Regions from separate parts of the Homo sapiens genome. Here region 1 is linked to region 2. A link is a loop called in an ENCODE intact Hi-C map of the cell type or tissue named here. Cell type or tissue: A673. All regions are shown on one strand. Links, peaks and the distances in the headings refer to the core of each region. The heading gives the core; the rest is flanking DNA.

What was found. Peaks named below come from ENCODE experiments on the same cell type or tissue, not always from the same donor. Only the 100,000 strongest peaks of a DNase experiment are listed, where the experiment ranks them.
Region 1: a loop joins it to region 2, with 2.0 times the contacts of the local background. A loop is called at or near these places in 3 of 110 quality-filtered maps.

The regions. Positions count from the first base shown.
Region 1 is chr17:66,476,320-66,484,878 of GRCh38, forward strand. All of the region lies in intron 2 of PRKCA (protein kinase C alpha), which reads left to right. Among named protein-coding and RNA genes, the nearest start is that of PRKCA-AS1, 64 kb to the left of the region's middle. RefSeq lists an enhancer at 7,924-7,993. In A673, for the core only: no CTCF peak of the experiment used is centred there; a DNase peak (open chromatin) is centred at 4,062; H3K4me3 peaks cover 856 bases; H3K27ac peaks cover 1,089 bases.
Region 2 is chr17:66,537,400-66,545,958 of GRCh38, forward strand. The region is part of intron 3 of PRKCA (protein kinase C alpha); the gene reads left to right. Among named protein-coding and RNA genes, the nearest start is that of PRKCA-AS1, 120 kb to the left of the region's middle. RefSeq lists a silencer at 5,032-5,081. In A673, for the core only: no CTCF peak of the experiment used is centred there; DNase peaks (open chromatin) are centred at 4,662, 4,952 and 5,892; H3K27ac peaks cover 2,111 bases.

The sequences.
Region 1 (8,559 bases), core at 416-8,415, 61 kb before region 2:
AAGCTCTGCAAGCCTGGTGCTTGGGGGCATGTTGCCTCCCTGCTGCACAGCACTTCCTGCCACTGTCCTGGTCAAGCTGGGTTTCCCGATTTACGGAAGAGCTTGGGCTCAGAGGGAGGCCGTGAGGAGCCCCGAGAGAATGCCAGCCAAGGCCCTGTCTGGTCTAATCCTGCCAGAGCCTGGCCTTTGGGTGGAACTGGGAGGGCCGGGGAAGAAGGTTATGAGAGGCACAAGCTCTGGTTCTCTGCCATTACCTCTCAGCCTAGAAGTGGCCATTGGATTTCTTTGTATGTTTTCTCTTTATAGTAAATAAAGAGGAAACTTCTCCCCTCACTGGCCTGTGTAGGCTACAGTTGCCTGAGGCTCAGGCTTGCCTGTTCTTCTAATCATTGACCTTCTTGTTAGTTGGATTCTCTTTTTCTTCATTTAAAAATACGCCACATTTCCTTTCCCTCAGTCTTGTTGCAAGTTCCCAATAATTTTGGAGTCCTGTTAAAAGACCTGTACTTTTTATAAATTTGCTTTCCCTTCAATCTGGAGAAAGAGAAGAGGAATTACTTGTAGAGTGGGTACTGTGTCTCAGAGCTAGGCTGAAGCTTCACGTACATCATCCTGTCTGTCCTTAACAATCCTGCAAGGCTGGTGATGCTAATTTCCATTTTAGAGTCGGAAACAGTTGAGAATGAGAGCTTCACATACCCAAGGTCATGCAGCTGGAGAATAGGGGTGTGCAGATGAGGACACAGGGCACTGTCCCACCCACCCTACCAGGACGAGGGGCTTCATGCTAAACTCTGGCCCATTAGAAACCACTTGGGAAACATAAATGCCCACGGATACAGCCATTTCAAAGATCCATGCTTAGACCAGAACATTTAGCACAAAGCGAAACCCACAGAAACTTCAAAAGGAATAAAAATATCATGTTAATGTTAAGAAAAATTATTTAAAATTTGGAAATAAGGCATAAACGTAACAGCAGCATGTAGTTCTTCAAATGTTAGCCAGGGGCGTTGCTTAACAAGCCTACCCAAGGGTTATTTGTTTAGGGTGTCATACCTGGCTTTGTTTTTAACTTTTAAAAAATAACAACTTTGTGGCCGAGCGCGGTGGCTCATACCTGTAATCCCAGCACTTTGGGAGACTGAGGCGGGCGGACCACCTGAAGTCAGGAGTTTGAGACAAGCCTGGCCAACACGGTGAAACCCCGTCTCTACTAAAAATACAAAAATTAGCCGAGCGTGGTGGCGGGCACCTGTAGTCCTAGCTACTTGGGAGGCTGAGGCAGGAGAATTGCTTGAACCTGGGAGACGGAGGTTGTGGTGAGCTGAGATTGCACCACTGCACTCCAGCCTGGGCAACAGAGTGAGACTCCGTCTCAAAACAAAAAACAAACACAGCTTTGTAATATAATTCACGTAATGTACAATTCACCCATTTAAAGTGTACACTTCAGGGGTTTCTAGTAATTTCAGAGTTGTGTAACCATCGGCACAGTCCTTTTTAGAACATTCTCATTGCCCCAGAAAGAAACCTGTTAGCAGTTACTCCCCATTCTCTAACTGGGCAGACTTCTTTCGGATGTATTTATTGGTGGACTCTAATTCTTGTTTGACCTAGCTTTACCAACTTAGTTGTTCCCTCTCTAAACCAAAAAGTACCCGAAACGTGTCTCAATCAATTTAGAAGTTTATTTTGCCAAGGTTAAGGACGTGCGCCCAGGAGACAGGTCTGTGCTTTTCGCCAAAGATGATTTTGAGTGCTTCAATGTTTAAAGGGGAAGGAGGAAGAAATTGTAAAAGGTGTTGGTAGATAAGAGGCAGAGAGTTGCATTCTTTTCAGTTTTTCATCAGCTGTTCACATGTGAGAGGGAGTAGAGGAATAGTCACTTGTGCATTCCTCTAGCTCCGTGAATCTGCTTTTTTTGTTTGTTTATTTTATTTTATTTTTTTGAGATGGAGTTTCACTCTTGTTGCCCAGACTGGAGTGCAGTGGCACAATCGCAGCTCACCGCAATCTCCGCCTTCTGGGTTCAAGTGATTCTCCTGCCTCAGCCTCCCGAGTTGCTGAGATTACAGCCATGTGCCACCACACCTGGCTAATTTTGTATTTTTAGTAGAGACGGGGTTTCACCATGTTGGTCAGGCTGGTCTTGAACTCCTGACCTCAGGTGATCCACCCACCTTGGCCTTCTGAAGTGTTGGGATTACAGGCATGGACCACCGCGCCCAGCCCATATTCAACTTATTTTTTAAATGATAATTCATAAAACACTTTAGGATCTTGCATTGCAATAGCATTGTTATGAACATTGCTCTAAAGTTAAGATTTTTAGTTTCTTAAGTAATACATTAATGGTTGAAAAAATTAGAGAATATAGATGAACAAAAATAAAAGTAAAATTAAATTTTCCCAAACACTGCCCTAGAGACAGCCCCGTATCACGTTGGTCTGTGTCCTTATAGACTTTTTCTCTTGCAACAACTTACAGTATTTTTAAAACAGTAAATAGCCCCACATCATGATTATTGTTAAATATAAGTTTTTTGAAGCACTGTGTATAAGTGTAGATTAAAAACCATTTTGGTTTACTGTAAAAACTCTGGAAGACAACCTAGGCAACACCATTGAGGACATAGGCATGGGCAAAGATTTCATGACGAAGACGCCAAAAGCAATTGCGACAAAAGCAAAAATTGACAAATGGCATCTAATTAAACTTAACAGCTTCTTCACAGCAAAAGAAACTATCAACCGAGTAAACAACCTACAGAATGGGAGAAAATTTTTGCAAGCTATGCATTCAGCAAAGATCTAATATCCAACATCTATAAGGAACTTAAATTTACAAGAAAAAAACAACCCCCCAAAAAAGTGGGCAAAGACATGAAAAGACACTTTTCAAAAGAAGATATACATACAACCAACAATCATGAAAAAACACTCAACATCACTGATCATTAGAGAAATGCAAATCAAACAAAATACCATCTCACACCAGTCAGAATAGCTATTACTAAAAAGTCAAAAAATATTAGATGCTGGTGAGGTTGTGGAGAAAAAGGAACACTTTTACACTTATGGTGGAAATGTAAATTAGTTCAACCATTGTGCAAGACAGTATGGCCATTCTTCAAAGAGCTAAAAGCAGAACTGCCATTTGACCCAGCAATCCCATGGCTAGGTATATACCCAAAGGAATATAAATTGTTCTGTTATAAAGACACATGCACACATATGTTCATTGCAACACTATTCACAATAGGAAAGACATGGAATTAACCTAAATTCCCATCAATGATAGACTGGATAAAGAAAATGTGGTACATATACACCATGGAATACTATGCAGCCATAAAAAGGAACGAGATCATGTCCTTTGCAGGGAAATGGATGGAGCTGGAGGCAATTATCCTTACCAAACTAACACAGGAACAGAAAACCAAATACTGCACGTTCTCACTTATAAGTGACAGCTAAACAATGAGAACACATGGACACACAGAGGGGAACAACACACAGTGAGGCCTGTCAGAAGGTGGAGGGTGAGAAGAGGGAGAGGATCAGGAAAAATAACTCAAGGGTACATGGCTTCATATCTGGGTGTTGAAACAATCTGTACAGCAAACCCCCATGACACAAGTTTACCCATATAACCTGCATAGATACCCCTGAACTTAAAAAAAAAAAAAAACATTTTGGTTTTAGAATTCTGAATAACAATTCATCATATTTATTTTTAAATTCATTTTGTCTTATATTTTCTGGCATGCAGTTTGGAAAGGTAATATATTTGTTTTGTAAGATTTTTCTTTAGTTTTTAAAATTTGTGGGTGCTTCTATGCCTTCATATCCTTCTTTGTATGGAGACTTTCCTAGTTCCTTTGTCTCGTGTTTTTCCCCAGTTGCTCTCCACTGTTACCCATGGGCATTAGAATCCCTTGGACGCCTTCAGATTTCCTTTTTGGAGGCTCCTGGCCCCATTCCTTTGTAATTATGTGGTGTTCCACGTCCCTGATGTTTTATTAGTTCCCAACATACTTGATATAAGAGAGGTAATTAGTGTATTATGGCTTCTTTTTGAATTGTTCCCCAAGATAAGCAGAGGGAAATGTTACATGGGTAAAAATTTACATAATAATGTGACCAGGCTTTGTCGCAAAAGCTCACTGTAATCATGAGAAAATGAAAGCATTTTATTTATGGAAAGTTTCCGCATGTATTTGTCTCTAAGAATTAAAAATTGCCACTGCATTATGGTGGCCTCAGATTTCAGAAGAAACATTGTACTGTGTTTACTTGTACCGTGCCCTGCCTTTCTAACCAAACTTGAATACCCTCTTTTCTGTTCTGAGACTGTTCTATGGCCATTCCACCATTGATTGAAACCAAAGCCAAACCAGAACATTAAATATGAAATGCTTTTTCCCTCACCCACAGGAGCTTTGTAATTATATGGCTTAAAAAAAAAAAAGCACTGAATTCTTAAATGAGAGTGTTTAGTAAAATATTTGGAACAGCTTCAGCTTCCTACTTTCCTTCAGTGAACCATGGCTGAAGGTAACGTTTTCTTGGTCAATGTGAATTGCGTTCCTTCCCCCGGTGCTTGATTTTCCTTTGACCTACTCCGTCTCCATAGTTTGCATGAGGTGGCCCAAGCCTCTTTCCATAATTTTACATAGGTGTTACCGCAGAACGCTGCCAGATGGCTGCCTGTCTTGGTGGGGAGAAGTCCCTGGATCTGCTGTCCTTTTTCATTCTCAGCACTAGCGTCATTTCTGCCACAAGTCTTCCCTGAACTCAAGGCTGGGCTGAGGGCTATTCCCCAGGCACTCACACCTTACATTGGCAAGACCTTCCTCCACTTGTATGATCCTGAAATGTTCTCTTAGTGACTCTTTTCCAAACTAAAAGCTCCAGGGGGGCCCCTGAGCGAAGTTGATCTTTACAACCACCAGGGCCCAGCACCATATCTGGGATGTAGCTATTGCTCGATAAATATTTGTTGACCAGAAGGTAAGTGAACCGAGTACTCCCTATCCACTGTGTGTCTACATTCCTGCCAACCCCTGTATATATATGACAACGACTCTTCAGTCCCAGGCCTAATAGACTTGCCCCAGTCAGCTCCTTCCTGATTTCATGTAAGAGTGACACGATTGAATACTTCCTCCTTCCTGAAACGTTTCCCCCTGTTGGATGTCGGGGCTCCTGCTCTCTGCTCGCCTCTCTCCTAGGCCTGTCTCTGAGGTTTGGCCAACTCCTCTTGTCACCCCTCCAGCACTATGAGCAAGGAATTCTGGTTCTCCCCACACCATCTTTTTTGAAATTGCATTCGAGGTCTCCAGCATCTCTTCTAGGCAGATACCTGAAGGGACTGGGCTTCATGTAGTCCTCCCAGGCCTGCCAGACTTTCTGGCCTTCAACTAGGAGCTTCATGCGTGTCTGTGGAAGGAGTGACCAATGGACAAACATACAACTCTATTTTGAAAGTGGGTTGGGGCTGGGTGTGGTGGCTCATGCCTATAATCCCAGCACTTTGGGAGGCAGAGGTGGGTGGATCACAAGGTCGGGAGTTCAAGACTAGCCTGGCCAACATGGTGAAACCCCATCTCTACTAAAAATACAAAAATTAGCTGGGTGCGGTGGTGGGCACCTGTAATCCCAGCTGTGTGGGAGGCTGAGGCAGGAGAATCACTTGAACCTGGGAGGCGGAGGTTGCAGTGAGCCAAAATCGCGCCATTGTACTCCAGCCTGGGCGACAGAGCAAGACTGTCTCAAAAAAAAAAAAAAAAAAAGAAAAAAAGAAAAAAAAGAAAGTGGATCGAGTATGAATTATGAAATTGCAAAGACTAGAAGGATACATGTGGGTCTTGCAAGGCCTTGCCCTTGAGTTTGCAATCAACTGGCTTGTTTAATAAACAAATATGTGCTAAGGATGATGGCTCCTCATGGAACTTAGGGCATGCAATCATTGACTTCAGAATAAAACTGTAGCTTAGGACCCAAAGAGAAGAACAGAGGTAAGGAAGAATCATGAGCTCACTCGCTGCTCACCCCTTCCAGTGCCCACCTAGAGTCCTTCAGGGATCATAGCTTCAAAACCCTTCCAGTGGATTCTTTCTGAAGTTCATTCTCAGACTCTCAGTGATCTTTACTACCTTTTAAATTAGGAATGTTCTTCACAAAAAGGAATGCTACAGGTTACTTCACTGAGTACGAGGTGAAGATTCCAAGTGTTCATTTTCTGTGTGGCTGTATATTATTTGTGTGGGAACCCACATTCTTATCTCACCACTAAAGATCAAGAAAGTACTTTCACCAGCCAGCAAGCATCACTTGTATGTGGTCATTGTATGATTACAACGGCAGGTACCAGCAGGTGTATTAAGCAGAACACACACATACAAAGGCAATGATTTTAAATTGGACTTTGGATTAAAGTAATATATTTAACCCCTCAAGAGTTCTGACTGTGTTAAACTCATTTATAATCATGAGCAAATGAGTCTATACTAATGCCTCAGATGTTTTTGAATTTGGCAACTTCTATTTCCTAATTGTGATTTAGGTTTAAATAACTTTTTCACTTATGCTCACCTGTAATCTTTGTATGCCTTTATTTCTCCCCGTGGAAGTATTCACAGGACCCTAATTCATTAGTTTGGTAATAGCTCTTTACTGCTTTGGACTTAAAGGTACCCTCGGTATTTTTAACAGACACAGATGTGCTGTCCCGTAGAGCTGTCGGGGAAGAATGCCTTGAATCCCGAACCACTTGCTCTTGTTCATAGTACTTAATTTTCACTTACTGAATCATTTGCTTTCCAAAAACCACCTTGTTGCATGTATTAGTTTGTTAGGGCTGTCATAACAAATTACCACAAACCGGGCAGCTTAAACAACGAAAGTGTGTTGCCTCAGTTCCAAAGGCTGGATGCTGGCAGGGTGGGTTCCCTCAGAGAGCTGCAAGAGAGAATCTGTTCCATGACTCCCCCTGGCTTCTGGTGGTTTCCCGGCAATCTTTGGCATTCCTTGGCTTGCAGAAGCAGAAGCATCACCCCAGTCTTTCTCCATCTTCACATGAGTTCTCCCAGGGTGTGTTTATGTCCAAATTTCCCCTTGCCTTTATTTTTATTTTATTTTATTTTATTTTATTTTTTCGAGACAGAGTCTCTGTCGCCCAGGCTGTGGAGTGTGGTGGTGCAGTCTCAGCTCCCTGCAAGCTCCACCTCCCAGTTAACACCATTCTCCTGCCTCAGCCTCCCAAATAGCTGGGACTACAGGTGCTCACCACCTCTCCCAGCTAATTTTTGTATTTTTAGTAGAGACAGGGTTTCACTGTGTTATCCAGGATGTTCTCAATCTCCTGACCTCGTGATCCACCCGCCTTGGCCTCCAAAGTGCTGGGATTACAGGAGTGAGCCACCGCACCCAGCCCAAATTTCCCTTTTTTGTAAGGATGCCAGTCATATTGGATTAGAGGCCTTACCTTATGCCAGTGTGACCCCATCTTCTCTAATTATATCTGCAGCAGCCCTTTTTCCAAGTCAGATCACATTCTGAGGTACTAGAAGCTAGAACATCAACATGAATTTTATGGGGATAGTTTGTATTAGTCCGTTTTCATGCTGCTGATAAAGAGATACCCGAGACTAGGTAATTTATTAAGAAAAAAAAAGTTTAATGGGCTCACAGTTAGTTCTGCATGGCTGGGGAGGCCTCACAATCATGGCAGAAGGTGAAAGTCTCGCCTTACATGGTGTCAGGCAAGAAAGAGAAGGAGAGCCAAGCGAAAGGGGAAACCCCTTGTAAAACTGTTGAATCTCGTGAGACTTACTCACTACGACGAGAACAGTATGGGGGAAAGCACTCCCATGATTCAGTTGTCTCCCACTGGGCCCCTCCCACAACACGTGGGAATTATTTGAGCTACAATTCAAGATGAGATTTGGGTGGAGACACAGCCAAACCATATCACAGTTCAACCCCTAAGAGTGTAGCTAATACCTGAAATAATCAGATGACATTTTTATTTGCCAATTCTGTGTAGGAGAGATGGGTAGAAATAATAGTAAATTGCATTGAGTGTATGATCAGAGACTATTGAGAAAGGTGATTGTTGTCAGATCCTAAATTATATGAAATAATTTGGGGGATTGTTTTTGACATATGTCATATAAAAGTAACTTATTTCCCAGGTTTCTTATTTTTTCTGACCAGCTCTTTGTCCATACTGATTCAATAATTTCCCAATGTTCTTCAGCTAATGGAGAAAAAGAGTTTGACCACATTTGTAAAATCCAATCTAACTAATGTATTTATGTTTTAGCTTTTTATTATGTACATTTTCATATATCTGGAAAAGCAGAGAGAATAGTATAATAAAAACCATATACTCTTCTTGCAACTTTAATAATTGTCAACTATTACCAATCTTGTTTCATCCATCTTCTCTCCACATATTTTTCTTGCTGGAGTCTTATTAAGGAATTGCAGATATCCTGTTATTTCACTTGTATAATTTTTTTTAAGTTAGAGAAATGTAATGTCATACTT
Region 2 (8,559 bases), core at 293-8,292:
GTTAAGAATCACAACTGCATTGTTAAACGCCAAGTGTTCTTTGTGATTTGATTGAAACTGTAGTTGGGATTCTTCAGGTTCCATATGTGGGGCAACATTTAAATATTAACATTCTTGGGAAGATTTTGTATAGACAGCTTTCTCTGTCATCCGAATGCCGTGTGGTCTTCAGAGCATGTCATAAGAAAAGTCATGAGACACAAATCTGATGGAACTTTCTTTAGCATATGTTTAAGACTTGTCATCTTCCCATCTCATCTTTGCAGTAGAAAAATACCAACGTTTCCCTGAACAAAATAGAAGTATTTTCCACTTCCCCATTTCTGAAGCTCCTAGACGTTTTATATTTCTTTTGAGTAAGAGATTGCTTTGTATCCAGGAGCCTTTGCATGGTGCCTTTTCTTTTACTGGTTTGTTTATTTGGGAGATGGAGTCTTGCTCTGTCACCCAGGCTGGAGTGCATTGGCATGATCTCGGCTCACTGCAATCTCCACCTCCTGGGTTTAAGGGGTTCTCGTGCCTCAGCTTCCCGAGTGGCTGGGATTACAGGTTCACGCCACCATGCCCAGCTAATTTTTTGTATTTTTAGTAGAGACAGGGTTTTACCATGTTGCCTAAGCTGGTCTCCTGAGCTCAGGCAATCTGCCCGCCTCTGCCTCCCAAACTGCTAGAATTACAGGCGTGAGCCACCACCACGCCTGACTCCTTTTCTTTTTCTTGATGTTACTGAAGACTTTATTTTGGAAGTAGTGAGGGCCCAGAGCTGATCCCTTCTGGAGATGTGTCACAGGGTAAAGAATGTGGCTTTGAAACTCCAACTCTGTCACTTAAAGCTGTGCCTCTTTCAGAGTTACTTAACCACTCTGAACCTTAGTTTCCTCTTCTGCAAAATGGGAGACTAGCAACCTGCCACCCAACTGACTGCTCTGGGCTATTTATGAGACAGTCTCTGCTCTCGGGAGACATCCCTCTTTGGCTTATTCATCCTCACTCATCTGCGTTGGAGAGATGCACTTGGTGCCTCTCCTGCAGAAGGGGTGTTAGGAGGCTGTTGCGTTTGTCACCAGGGAGGTGATGTTTTCCCCATTGGGAACCCTAGGCCAGCAAACTTCGAGAAGTGTCTGTGGCAGCTTGAATGCTGCTATTTAAGAGTTGATAAAGAGGCAGCTTGGAGAAAACCTCAAGCTTATTTGGTTGAGTGGGGTGGCTGTGTGAGAATTAAGTAATGAGTAGACCTGAAGCATCTGGTGGGATCTCCAGCAGTTAGTAAATGGCAGCTGTTTTTATTCTCATCCCTTGTGGGCAGTACTGTCCAGTTCCAGTGATGGGCATTAGTGGCATTTGGGATTTGAGGATAACCTTCATAGGTTGGAATGAGTACCGTAGCAAAACAGAATTCTGCTCTTAGCCAGAAAGCATTCCAGTTAGCAAACTACCTGACAGTGTAATGTGCCCAGAGGACCCAGGAGGGCCATCCCAGGGAGAACAGCATCGCCATTTCTGCTGACCACATGCTGTCTCCTGAGCCCCGGTATCTGAGGCCCTCATCGAAGGCATAGGCATATTAACAGTTATGCTGCCAGACTTTTATCAGCAGTCTGTACTTCTCCTTTTATCTTCGGAACTGTGATGAAAAGAACAGTCCACTCCCTTCTGATCTCAACACTTACCAAAGCTCATCTGTTCACAGGCAAATGTACTAAAACATTTTTTATTGGAGACTGAGTTTCATGTGTAGACATCATTGTATTTCTGTGTGGTGTCCTCAGATTTTCACTCTTGTTTTTTCCCCAGCTGCCTTTTTTAAAAACTCCTTTGCACTCTTAAACGTCAGGCTGAGTGTATGTGTGTAAATAAACGCTTTGGGTGGAGGATATTGTTCTGCTGTGACAAGCCATCAAGCAGCACAGCAAGAAACAATACTTTTCTAATTTGTGAGTTATTCTTACGTTTCCCTTTTGCAAGGCTAGTTATTTCATTAAATTCATTTAATTTAAGCTTTGAAATCTTTTTTTTTTTTTTGAGATGGAGTCTTGCTCTGTCCTCCAGGCTGGATTGCAGTGGCGTGATCTCGGCTCACTGCAAGCTCCGCCTCTCAGGTTCACGCCATTCTCCTGCCTCAGCCTCCTGAGTAGCTGGGACTACAGGCGCCCGCCACCACATCCAGCTAATTTTTTTTTATTTTTAGTAGAGATGGGGTTTCACTGTGTTAGCCAGGATAGTCTCGATCACCTGATTTGTGATCTGCCCGCCTTGGCCTCCCAAAGTTCTGGGATTACAGGCGTAAGCACCGCGCCCGGCCTAAGGTTTCAATCTTAATAAGAATGGCTAACTTTTAGATGAGAGTTTTACATCAGAAAACCTCATCGTACCCAGAGAGATGCTTCTTTAATTCAGATTTGAAGGGATGAGTTTCCTTGTTCTGGATTAAACAGCTCACTCAGACACACCAAATGAATGCAGTGTGCAGTCCTAGGTGGCACCAATCACAGAAGAGTGAAAAGCATAAAACAGTTTTAGAAAAGGTCACCACACTTAGAAATAGAAATCCACCCTTGCTCACGCAACCCGAGGGATTTGAAAATAATTTCGAAAATCAATTTAAACATGTAGGCCACCCGTCTTTTGGAGAGATGCAGTTGGTGCCTCTCCTGCAGAAGGGGTGTTAGGAGGCTGTTGTGTTTGTTGCCAGGGAGGTGATGTTTTCCCCATTGGGAACCCTAGGCCAGCAAACTTCGGGAAGTGTCTGTGGCAGCTTGAATGCTGCTATTTCAGAGCTGATGAAGAGGCAGCTTGGAGAAAACCTCAAAAATAAATACTCTGATTCATCATTGTTGTTCAGGCTTTCCAGCCGTCAGAGCCAGCCCAGGGTTCTGAGACAAAGGGTAACATTCAGCACAGAGCCCAGCGGAGAGTCTGGAGCCCTGACTGTCTCTAAAAGAGGGGGCGGAGAGGGAGGCAGCTGCCTGCAAACCCTGGAGTGGGGCTTGACGCTGGGGGGACGGCGTGTGCTGGTTTTGCTGCTTTGGGGGTGAGGAGAGGATGAATAATCCAAAGAGGGACGTCTCCCGAGAGCAGGGACCATCTCATAAATAGCCCAGAGCAGTCAGTTGGGTGGCGGGCTGCCGTGCGGGGGCTGCAGTTAGAAGCAGCACTCGGAGTGGAGTGGGGCCTCCCAGCGGGGCCCTGCTGCACTTTGTGAGTGCTCTGTGGTCGAAGGCCAGCTGGGCCTGAAGGCAAAACATCTGGATTTTGCAGAGGGTTCCTAGGCTGAGACGGAATTCAGGCTGTAGGCTCTGTGAGACCTTGTGTGAAACCCCCGGTTCTGTCTCTGTCACTTGTTTGAGTCTCCCATTTCTCTGTCTATCAAAAGATTGAATATGGTGGCTTACAACAGAGGCAGTCGAGGGTAATTATTAGTATCATGGTTTGACCTCGAGATCTGGCACTTCCTGGACCTATTCCGTTGTATATTTCTCTGTGCACTCCCTGAGCCTCCCTTTTCTCAGCTGAGAAAATGGTCACACCTATGGTATCCCACACTGTGGAAAATGACCAAATAAGACAAGGTATGTGCAAGTATTTGGTAGAACCCTACAGAGGTAGGAAGTGGCTGTTACTAGCTGTTTCCACTGGTATTCTCTGGCCATCTCAGAGCTGTTTAGGGACCATTCCAGCTACAGGGGAGGGCAAGATTTAGAGTAGACTCTCAAATGAGTCTATCTGATTCTTTGGAAGCACGAGCTCTAGTAAGATAGTTTGAACAAAGATGTGACCATGAGGGGTTTTGTTTTATTTTTTAACTAGATTTTGATATGTTGTGTGCCGCTTCTCCACTGCACAGATTGACCAAGAGTTAGCTGCAGATTGTGGCTCAGTAAGAAGGTCTTGTGGTACGTGCTCCTGCGGCCCCCACCTCAAACTCTTGCCTCTGGTGTTCTTGAAAGAAATGAGGGGACCTTTGCCCGAGCCAAGGGAAAATGCAAGATTTTGGAGGCTTAGCCCCTTTATTGTTTTTTTCCTCTGTTGCTTATATTGATTTCTGCGGCAAAGAGCAGTTGACTGGGATTGAAAGCTACTCTGCTGGTCTTGGATGTGGAAGAAAAAATAATTCCCACTTTCCAAATAGAGGCTCATCCAGAGGCAGCAGATGCCAGAGGCAGCAGATGCTAGCTGCAGTTCTGCAGGCAGGAATTGCACGTGCAAAGCAGAGCTGACGTCCAGTCCACGCCTCATGGCACTTTGGAAGTGCATCTGACACCGTTTGCCTGCCATACACAAGCCACAAAGACTTTTTGAGGCGACAGGTTATGCCAAAAATTAAGTAAAAATGACACAGCTTCAGATGACATTTACATATCTATTTTTGAGGTTTCAGAACATGTGCCCTATAAAAATGTACAACTGCATTGTTTAAAACTCTTCTGAGTCTCTGAGGATTTTCTATCAGTGCATGCCTCTCAGTTATCACTTAAATGTCAAGGCCCTAAGCTTGTATGAGCCCCTAAAATGTTTTTGAGCCCCACAGTAAATTTTTGGCTGACCACATTTGTTCTATGTAAGGCTGATAACAAGCCACCACGTGGAATCTCACAGTGGGACTTTAGTATCAGGCAATTGCAGAGTCCTGAAGCTCGTGTTGCGGTTATTATGGTTCTATATAAAGCCCCAGGGGAGAAAGTCATTTCATGCTTTTAAAATTACTAGTTAATGTTTAAGGAGTTTATACGGAGTGGACTGAGCCAAGCATTTTCCCCTTAACTTTAAAATTATTACAGAGAGGCCTTAAGAAACTGTTCTGTATTAGATGGTGATTAAAATATGACCTTTTTCTTTCTTTATGCTTAGGATTTTCACGATGTGGTTTGCAATTAATTTGTATGTGCACAGTCTTTGTGCTAGTTTCTGTGGACATACAGTGGTGCTACTTGGCCTTAAGAGCTTCCTGTGTGTGGTTGGGAGATAGGCAGTTAGTAAGCCATGTGTGCTGTGAGAAAACCCAGAGCATAGAAGTCGCACATGAGAGTACCAGGTGCTGAGTACCATGGGGGTGAGAGCAAGGAGGGATTATTTCTGCCCCAAGAAGGCTTCTTGGGAAATAGAGCAGTTATGAAGGACCTGGAAAGATGTTCCAATAAGACTTGGGTGAGGAGACACAATAGTCCCAAGTAGGGAGGGCAGAGCACCCTGAGTAGAGGTGTGGTGTCAGGAAGTGTGAGAATTCTTCAGAGACTGATAGTCGGAAGGGATTCCTCTGCAAAGGCCTGTGGAAGGATATGAAGGTTGGAAAGACAAGTGGGAGCCATTGGGGAGTCTCAACAAATGTGTATTGTATTGTGTGTGTTTCACTTGGAAAATTATCTTGCTATTAATGAGAAAGTACAGATTAATGCTTTTTTTGTTTTACTGGATTCAAATTATATTTGACAAGTCATTTCATTCTAGTGTATGCATGTGATTTTCTTGGAACGAGGGTAACATTTTAAAGATAGGATTTGATGAGTCAATGAGGTATTTTTCAAGTAGATTACTTAGAAAATGTTATAGTCATAAAATATCTTGGAGTTACAGTTAAGAGTCAATTATTGTTTCATCTATAGGCATCCAATTAAAGTTGAATTATGCTGTTATTTTCACTCAATTTCCAAAGCTATGCACTTCCGTAATTTCTATCCTTGTTTATAGTCAGTATAATGTTTAATGCAATGTGCCTGATTTAGCACTTTGTGTTATAAATTTTGCCTGATAAATAATCAACTTATTTTCTTCCGTATGACGACAGTTTTCTTCACAGTGAATGGAGCTTAGTGTATTTATATAAAATGTAAGTCTGGGAGAGTTTCCATTATAGTTCAAGTATATTTAATGTTCAAAAGAATGCAGTATTTGTGGTTTCCTGGCATTCTTTGAATACCATGTGGCTCTTCTCTCTTCCTTCTCACCAAAACCCTAGTCATTTTATTATTTATATAATGAGATACTGTAAGATACTAAAACATAAGTTATTGTGAGGTCTGGCTTTTGATGCTATGAAGTACCCTTTGTTATTTGAGACTAATGAAATGAAATCAGTGAGTTCCAGCTTGTCTACTAGTATGTTGCTTGAAACAATTACATTCTTTTGAACATTAAATTTATATATTTGAACTATAAGGAAACTCTCCCAGACTTGTATTTTATATACTCTAAGCTCCATTGACCATGCAGAAATCTGTCAGCATATGAGAGGAACAAGCGGATTATTTATCAGGCAGATTTTATAATGCAGAAATACGAAGCAACATAGTGCTGTGGTGAAGACAGAATTGAACATTGTTAGACACTTAGCAATCCCAAGAGGCATCATGAAGTCCATGTACCCTACACCATAGAAAAGGCTACACCCCAAAGTTCTGGAACAAGCCTGGTTTGCTGGCTTTCTGGTGTCAAATGTCAGAAGCAGAAAATGGGAGGATGGTAAAACAGTAGACTCAGTGAGAGCAGGACTGAACTTCAGCAGGCCCCATAATTGTACAGAAACAAGATTGCTAGGCTGGGTGCTGTGGCTCACGCCTGTAATCCCAGCACTTTGGGAGGCCAAGGCAGGCAGATCACTTGAGGTCAGGAGTTCGAGACCAGCCTGGCCGACTTGGTGAAACCCTGACTGTACTAAAAAAAATACAAAAATTAGCCACGTGTGGTGGTGCACACCTGTAGTCCCTGCTACTGGGGTGGTGGGGGGAGCTGAGGCAGGAGAATCGCTGGAACCCGGGAGGTGGAGACTGCAGTGAGCCAAGATCAGACCACTGCACTGCAGCCTGGGCGACACAGCGAGACCCCATCTCAAACAACAACTACAAAAGATTTCTCATGGCCACTTAGTTTAGGAAGAAGACCCCCATGTAGTTCATGAACCCAATGCTGTGAACCAAAATACTATAAACACTAGTATTCTAGGTCACCACTGTGATCATTGAGAAAATGTTGAAGTATATTGACATATTTTGTTTAACAAAACAAGGGACTTAAAGTGCGTTTTAGAAATATTTGTATACATGCTGGTTTAAAAAAGAAAAGACTAAAAACAAGCCTTAGTACATAAAAAGAAAATATTCAGTTTTCCAGAAAATGAGGTTACTCCCTTACATTGAGAGTTACATGAAGCCTTGTTACAGTACTTTTAGTCTTCTTTATTCAAAGAAAGAATTACCAATATCATTTTTTTTTTAAGATGGAGTGAGTCTTGCTTTGTCACCCAGGCTGGAGTACTGTGGCATGATCTCAGCTCACTGCAACCTCCACCTCCCAGGTTCAAGCCATTCTACTGTCTCACCCTCCCAAGTAGCTGGGATTACAGGCATGCGCCACCATGCCCAGCTAATTTTTGTATTTTTAGTAGAGATGGGATTTCACCATGTTGGTCAGGCAGGTTTCAAACTCTTGACCTCAGGTGATCCACCCGCCTCGGCCTCCCAAAGTGCTGGGATTACAGGCATGAGCCACCATGTCCGACCACCAATATCATTTTTTAAAAGTAAATTATTACGATTTCCTTAGGTGGTTAATAAATTACCATTATTTTCTCTATTTTACAGATCACGAAATGATAAGTAACTTACCGAAAGTTACATTATTTAAGTTAATCAAATGTTTATTGATTGCCAGACTTTTTTCTAGGCTTAAGCAAATGTTGGAAAATACTTCTCTGAGCTTTCAAAAATGTTATTTCTACTTGTCAGTGCTGCAGGAGTTTAATACAGATAATTTAGGCTGGGCGCAGTGAATCACGCCTGTAATCCCAGCACTTTGGGAGGCCAAGGCGGGCAGATCACGAGGTCAGGAGATCGAGACCATCCTGGCTAACACGGTGAAACCCCGCCTCTACTAAAAAATACAAAAAATTAGCCAGGCGTGGTGGCGGGTGCCTGTAGTCCCAGCTACTCAGGAGGCTGAGGTAGGAGAATGGCGTGAACCCAAAAGGCGGAGCTTGCAGTGAGCCAAGATTGTGCCACTGCACTCCAGCCTGGGCGACAGAGCGAGACTCTGTCTCAAAAAAACAGATAATTTATCTACATACTGTATGACTTTACTTTAAAAAATGTTTGTATCCTTGTAGTAAGACTGTTATTTTTTTTAATCCTACATCACATCATGCATTCCTGAGTGTGAGCTACCAGTGTTTTTGTCTAGGGCTAGATTACTAGAGCTAAAATATCGGGAGAATTAATGAGAAAAAAAGGCTTAACCACTGAGGCTCTGTCAATATCAGTTTTTGTGGCAGGCTATGTTTACTTTCTTCAAGGAAAAATGTCAGGCAAAATTTTATCACTACAAATACAAAAGAGAAGAACATTAAAAAAATCTGATCATTATAGAAATCATAGTCAGTGCAGAATGTTTCCTGCAGAATCCAAGTGTTTAGTGAATGTTGGTGGAAAATATGAAGTGTGTCATGTGATTGGAAAGTCATTTACCATATTCATTTTTCTTTTAGGAAAAAAAGTAAATTAGATTTTGTATGAGAATAAACCTTACTGAGACTTGTTAATTTTGCTCTGAAATTTACTGTTTGATATTAAT